2 separate regions of the Homo sapiens genome follow, and region 1 is linked to region 2. A link is a contact called in ENCODE Hi-C or POLR2A ChIA-PET data. All regions are on one chromosome and are shown on one strand. The core of a region is the stretch at or near the end of the contact, and the rest is flanking DNA. Distances in the headings are between cores, read along the strand shown. Region 1 has its middle 74 kb from the start of LINC00581. Region 2 has its middle 110 kb from the start of LINC00581.

What was found. A loop is a pair of places that touch in the nucleus more often than their neighbours do. ChIA-PET counts read pairs that join two places held with the same protein, here RNA polymerase II (POLR2A). Pooled maps may share reads with other maps.
Region 1: a loop to region 2 is called in a pooled map, with 16 times the contacts of the local background. The contact joins two enhancer-like sites. A Hi-C loop is called at or near these places in 11 of 37 single-sample maps with no recorded cell type and 14 of 50 pooled maps. POLR2A ChIA-PET finds 5 or more read pairs at or near these places in 4 of 52 experiments (A673, CD4-positive, alpha-beta T cell, GM10248 and 1 more).

Annotation. Positions count from the first base shown.
Region 1 is chr6:21,436,459-21,439,971 of GRCh38, forward strand. No RefSeq gene overlaps it. Among named protein-coding and RNA genes, the nearest start is that of LINC00581, 74 kb to the right of the region's middle. Within about 2 kb of position 2,158, at least 4 of the 41 ENCODE cell types and tissues checked have a DNase peak (open chromatin) inside an H3K27ac peak, as active enhancers do.
Region 2 is chr6:21,400,340-21,404,036 of GRCh38, forward strand. No RefSeq gene overlaps it. Among named protein-coding and RNA genes, the nearest start is that of LINC00581, 110 kb to the right of the region's middle. Within about 2 kb of position 2,197, at least 3 of the 41 ENCODE cell types and tissues checked have a DNase peak (open chromatin) inside an H3K27ac peak, as active enhancers do.

The DNA of each region.
Region 1 (3,513 bases), core at 908-3,407, 36 kb after region 2:
TTGTAGCTATATAAAGAGAATGGCGGTTATGGGATATGCAGATGAGTGTATCTATTATTTGTGTGATGTGGTAGTTTGCAAAAATGGCCACAATTCTTCTCTTCTCCCTGTATTGTTTGCAGTGTGACTTTATAGAATCTCCTCCCAAGAGGCAGAGTCTGTTTCTCCTCCTGTCAAATGGGACTGGCCTTGGGAGTGAATGTAGTGGATGTACCAGGAAGCCAGTTTGGAGCTTGGCCTTCAAGCAGCTTTCCATACTTCCTCTCAGACTGTTGCAGACCCACCATCCTCTATGTGAACAAGCTGGCCTGGCCTGCAAGAGGATAAAAGAGCACGAGGAGTGTGGGAGAGCCATCCCAGCTGAGGCCACTTAAGTCAGCCAGCCCCAGCCAACCCAGTAAGGGACCACAGCTGCACAAATGAGCTTAGCCAAGACTAGAAGGATGGGCCAGCTCAGCCAAGTTAAAATTGCTGATCCACAGAGTTTTGAGTAAATAAATGGTTGCTTTCAGCCAGTAAATTTTGGGGTGGTTTGTTACACAGCAAAAACTAATTGATGCTGTGTGCATATGTGTGTGTGTGTGTAGAAAAGGTGATAATGCAATAAAGCCAAGTTTTTGTGTTTTGCAATGGAAAATCAATACTTTTTTTTTTTTTTTTTGAGACAGAGTGTCATTCTGTTGCCCAGGCTGAATGCAATGGCGCCATCTTAGCTCACTGCAACCTCCGCCTCCCGGGTTCAAGCAATTCTCCTGCCTCAGCCTCCCGAGTAGCTAGGATTACAGGCACACGGCTAATTTGTGTATTTTTAGTAGAGACAGAGTTTCACCATGTTGGTCAGGCTGGTCTCAAACTCCTGACATCAGGTGATCCACCCGCCTTGGCCTCCCAAAGTGGTGGAATTACAGTCGTGAGCCACCACGCCCGGCCTAATGTATCTATTTATATCTAAAAAATGATGCCACACAGTAGTCGCATGTTAGTTAGACACATGGAAACAAAAACAGTGATGAGATTTTTAAGTGGATAATCCAAGGAGTAGAAACGAAGGGTCAGGAGGGATTGCAGCGGTGGGCTGTAATTTTTCATTATAGGGCTTGTAGAATTGTTTGATTTTTAAAAATTATGTACACATTTCATTTTGATAAAATAGCAAATTAAGTGGAAACCAAAAAAATAAATAAATGAACTTTCAAGTGACTGGTAGGCAGCTGGTGCACAGCATCTGCCACCACCAGCAATAGTCATGTGTTCGACACATGCCCTGGTGGCAAGAGGAATTTCCAGCTGAGACATTGCCATAACCAACTCAGTTTTCCCTTTTGATTAGTATTCATCCTTCATGCCTGCATGCTTGTGGTTAGCACACAAACTGAAAAAAAAAGTGCATGGAAAAGTTGGATCCAGAGTCTCAGACACTGCAGGTGTTCTCCGAGTTGTTAGTCTCCATTCTAATACAGTCCAATAAGGACCACAAACATCAAACATAATGGAGAACTGCCTGCAACCAAAGCCAGGGCATGGAAAAATTGCTCATTAAAAATTATTCTGCGGTTACAGTTTTGAACTGGCATGGATAAAAAGTGGAGCAGAGGCCGGGTGCAGTGGCTCATGCCTGTAATCCCAGCACTTTGGGAGGCCGAGGCAGGCGGATCACAAGGTCAAGAGATCGAGACCACCCTGGCCCACATGCTGAAACCCCATCTCTACAAAAAATATAAAAATTAGCTGGGCGTGGTGGTGCGCCTGTAATCCCAGCTACTCAGGAGGCTGAGGCAGGAGAATCGCTTGAACCCGGGAGGCAGAGGTTGCAGTGAGACAAGATCGCGCCACTGCACTCCAGCCTGGTGACAAAGTGAGACTCTGTCTCAAAAAAAAAAGTGGAGCAGATGGTCATATTCAACATGGTGAAAGGCTCTGTGAAAGCAAAACAGAAACCATACACCCGCAATGGCCACCAAAACGGCTGCTGACATACGATCACTCTTTTCTTGATGCTGCTCTCTGTGCTTTAAATGTATTTTCTCTTTGAAATGATCACTTTCAAGTGTGTTTATTAAATTCTGTCTCCCATGTTAGGTTGACAGGAAGTATGTAGTATTTGGGAAAAGGCACAGGAGGCAAAAATAAGATACTAGATATCAAGGGATGTGTTGGATTACTCAGGACAGGCTAGGATATGCCACAATAAAGAAAAACCCCAAACCTCTGTGACTTAACGTTTCCCACCGCATATGCAAAGTGGGTCTGCAGAGGGCCTCTGATGATCTAAGTACCTCAAAGTTCTAGAGTGGTGCATATTGCCATGATCAGTTCCTCTCAAAGCTGACTCAAAGCGATGTGTCTCACTTCTGCTCATATTTCATTAGTCAAAGCCATTCATGTGGTCATGTCTAAATTTAAAAAGGTGAAAGAAGGCAATGTTATCCAGAAAGAGAGCTGGAATACTTGTGAACTCTTCCAACTCAATCCAGTATTCCCTCTGCTCTAAAACATAGCTATATAGCACATAGAATATAAATTAGTTACGTTTATTTTTATCCAAAGTATACTTTTCCTAGATATGTCTTACTCCAGAAAATTATTATCCTTTAAAGGCAGATGATGAATCTGGCTAGAGGAGGAGGGCCTGGAAGGTTATATGAGGTACTAACGTTATGTAAAGTGATGTGGTTTCCTTTTTCTCTTCCTGTGGTTGAATGATGTAGCACACTATTTGCAGACCAATCCTGGTCTTCCTTAAGTGGTTTCTATAACAAGATAATTTTCTTTCACCAATCACTAACCAATTTATTTTCACTTCCAAGTGGAGCCTTATTTGTGCCTCAATTTTAGAGATTGTGAGTTTAAAAGAACACCACCTTCTGCCTGTTTAAGAAATAACCCAAGGTGCCCTGGAAATAAAAATGCAAATGCACGAATGGGAAAGCTTTATTTAGCTAAATCTCAAAGCAACAGTTGTGCTTTGAGAAGAAGTTAAGGGAAGAGGAGTGGCAGGACTGGACATTCAAAGAAGGATAATTTTCAGAATGAGATAGTGTGGAGTGGAGGAGGAATAGAGATTTCCATCCCTGGGCACGAAATAAGGAAACGTATTTTTCTGCAGTTATTTGTGAAGAACTTCAGTGATAAGCACTGTGCTTCTCCTTAAATAAAGACTGAAACAGAGAAGTAGCAGTTCCAAATACTTAGCCAAAGTTCCCAAAACCTTTGATCCAACAATTCTAAATACTTAGTGCATCAAATCCAACTACAGTCACAACTCTGTGCTAAAACTCAAGCAACAAGAAAGCTGAAATAATCAGAACTCTTTATTACCTTGGAATAAGAAAAAGCACATGGCAAATAAACCAGTTGAAATCGGGCACACCTTCAAAAGAAAAGCAATTCCCAGGGTGTTACAGGGTCAGGACCGCCTTTAGCCAATTTCTCAACTTTTTTAAAACACATGTTATGCTCAGGCAGAAATAAACTTCATTGAAATGAATTACTGTCTTAACTTTGTTCAGTTTG
Region 2 (3,697 bases), core at 947-3,446:
CATCCAGTAGAAAGGCAGCATTGGTAAAGGAGCAGAGTTCAGGAGAAAGGTCCAGGCTTAGGGTCAAAAACAGAGATTCAGGTCTATAGTTATCTCACCAAGAAACCTCTAGGCTCTCCCAGAAGTGGAGACTAGAAGAAACCTAACAACGTATGTCCCTAAGTGTGAAACTGGAAATTCAGGCTTAGTCTCTAAATTCCAAAGCAGGAGCAAAATCTCAGACAACTGAAATCTCCTAAATCTCAGACAATTTAAAATTTAAAAAAAAAAAAAGCATTACATTTAGGAGGAGTTACAAGTTTTGACAATAGAAAAGACACTAGGTTAGCAGTCCTGTCTGTGTCCTTCCATACAAATTCAACCCACCACTTGCTTTGTGACGGCAGGAGATTAATCTGGACTCGATTAGTTTTTCTTTGCAAAATGAGAACTGAATGAATTCTGTGGTCTCTTGTGGGGTCCCACCCTGGCTGCAAATAAAGCCACATCCTTTCGTTTTTCAAATTAAACCTGACTTGAGCTTCCAGAGATTGTCAGAGTATCCAATCCCTCTTTCTAAATTGCCCAGATTACTCAGTTCTAGTAATAAACACCTTTTGGAGAGAAAACGGATATCTATGACCAGTCTGCTAGGTAGGAGGTGCTTTCACCCTTGTCACAGCCTCACTGCAGACCCACACGGTGACAGTTCAGTGCAGCCTCCTCTCCTGTGACGATGCCACTGCCGGCTTGGATCTTTGCACTGAGTGGTTCTTCAGGGGAGGATGTGATTGGCTCTGAAGGCTCACAACCCTTGGGTTGCATTTCTTTGCTGGGCCATTTCCTCCAACAACTTGTCAATGCCTGGGCCTAGAGGACTTTGCAGGCCCAGCCACGCCCTGCACCCAAACCACCTCTGTGCCATTCCGCTGTTGTAGAGTTGGATTACACTTCTACATACCCTCCTGGACATCATGGTGAGTTCCCCTTTCAGGAACACTTAGGGTCTTTTCCTGCCGACAGAACCCATTCAGCCCACTCCAATCCATCAGTTGAGTAGTTTGTGGACTTACTCATTTACTTTACATTAAAATGACTCTTCCCAGAGCAACGGACACCTCCAGGAAGACTTGCTATCTCTAGGATAGAAAAGTGATTGGCACATTTTAAATGGTGACCTTCTTTCATTTAAAAACAAAAGGTAAAACAATCCTAATTAGCAACAGTAAGAAAAAGTGTCAGAGGCCTTTGAACCAGAGCAACTCCATCTTGAATAGGAGCTGGGCGAAATGAGGCTGAGACCTACATACTGGGCTGCATTCCCAGATGGGTAAGGCATTCTGTCACAGGATAAAATATGAGGTTAGCACAAGATACCAGTCATAAAGACCTTGCTGATAAAATAGATTGCAGTAAAGAAGCTGGCCAAATCCCACCAAAACCAAGATGGCAATGAGACTGACCTCTGGCTGTCCTCACTGCAACACTCCCGCCAGCACCATGACAGTTTACAAATGCCATGGCATCAACAGGAAGTTACCCTGTATGGTCTAAAAAGGGGAGGTATGAATAATCCACTCCTTGCTTAGCATATCATCAAGAAATAGCCATAAAAATGGGCAACCAGCAGCAAGTGGGGATGCTCTGTCTACGGAGTAGCCATCCTTTTATTCCTTTACTTTCTTAATAAACTTGCTTTCACTTTACTCTATGGACTTGCCCTGAATGCTTTCTTGCATGAGATCCAAGAACCCTCTCTTGGGGTCTGGATCCAGACCCCTTTCCTATAACAAAAGGAGAAGACGAAAGGAAGGATGAGGATATCTCACTCTGAGAAGCAAAACTTGTGTCAGTCAGCAACCCATTAAGCGGAGGCAGTCACTGATTGGAAATCATCTGCCAGGGTCCAAGTTTTCAGCTGAGTCTGTGGGAAATTGGTGCAGTATGTGGGTAGGGGGAGTCCATCTCCATGACAGAAAGGATGGGTGGTGGTCACCACCACCACCACCCACCCAGCAGCCACCTGGCCACATATGGTGGCCATATGCTGTGAGGGCCCTTCCTGCTTTCTCTCCTCTTGGATATAAAAGTGAGGGCCAACCACAGGCTGCCCAGAGTCCTGGGGGTGAGAGTGTCCATCCTGAGGCATCAAAAAAGTGTGGGTGGAGGCTGAGTGATTTTCAAAAAAGAGAAAGGGCAGCTTTGCAATGCAGTGTGGGGAGAGCAGACTGGGCTGATGCATGAGGCCGCAAAACAACCCAGAAAAACATCTCCGTGGCTTGCACAATCATCCTCTGAATATGTGTCATCAAACACGAGACCATCTTTACCTGGCAATAACGCAGCTGAAATCAGTCATTTAAGGAGTTTCTCACTATTACTGAGCCCAACATGGTCTTTAACTGTTGTCTACCCCATAAAAAAAAAAAAATAGGAGGCTGAAGTGCAGGAAAATTTTTTTTTCTTCTTAATCACATGAAATGTTGTGAGTACACGCCAGAGAATAGGCCTGAATTGGATGTTTTTTGATGCCTTAAATTTAAACAGCTGGGCTTTTTTTCTTTTTTTCTTTTCTTTTTTACAGTAGCTGCACTATCCTGTTTAACTTTTGAAATGAAGGATTTGAGTTTTCATAGGGAATCTACATTTCATCTTAAAGCTGGAACACAGCATCTTTAACTTTTCTCTAAAGTTGAGTTCTCTGCGGATCAGGATCCTCTTTTTGCTTCTTGTTCATCTTGTATGTCTGGGATATCATAGAGACAGAACCTAGCCGGAATATATACCTGGTAGTTCCAGGACCCTACATCCCATCAGATGCAAACCTAAGAAAGTGACTTGCTGATCTCTGGTTTTGTAATTAGAGAACAAGCCAAGAGAAAAGGTACACTTTTATAACTAGTGGTTGCTATAATTAAAGTTATTAGTTAAGGAAGAGCTGTTACTTGGGGCAAAACAATCAGAAGGAAATTTTAGCAATTAAGTCAAATTCATTGCAGTGGTGAATTTTTTTCCCTTCTGGAAAACAAAACAACCTTGGGTAAGTGTTCTCAAAGAGCATCTTGACTCTGCAGTGGCTGGAGAGCAAACAGTGAACAGTGAACTGTGCTGTTGACTCTATCAGTAGGTTAATTAAGAAAGCTGTTAGTGATGATAAAAAAGGCCAGCACATTTTCAGTTCATATTGACAAAATCCATGACATCGGCAGAACTGATGTTTGTTCAATACGAAGAAGACATGCTAGAGGCATTTAGGGGAAAAGGAGGACAAAGGAAGCTGATAGTTCAGTACGGGATGTCCCGTATTAACGTTAGCAGAGTTGTTCATTTGAAATTCCATGTGTCGTTTCCTCTCCTATAAATTATGTAAGCAGAGGTGTTTAGGGCCTCAGATTCCATCAGGAAAAAAAAAAAAAAACCTAGTTCTCTCATAATGGGGTAATCACAAAGGAGCACTGATTTGGGAGCTGAGAGACTGAATTCTGATTCTAGATCTGCATCTAACGTGCTGTGTGGTTGGGGACAGTGGATTTGACTCCGTGGGTTTCCATTTCTAGACTCTATGTATCTTTTAAGTACAGTCCAGTTTCAGAAACACAACAAACCTACCTTTCCTATGTAGCATCTTCCTTTGGGGGAAATACGTCCAAAACTTCAATATGGGATGATAGGAACCTATTGCCCACCGGGCATTACCAGTCCACCTGATCCACCCGAT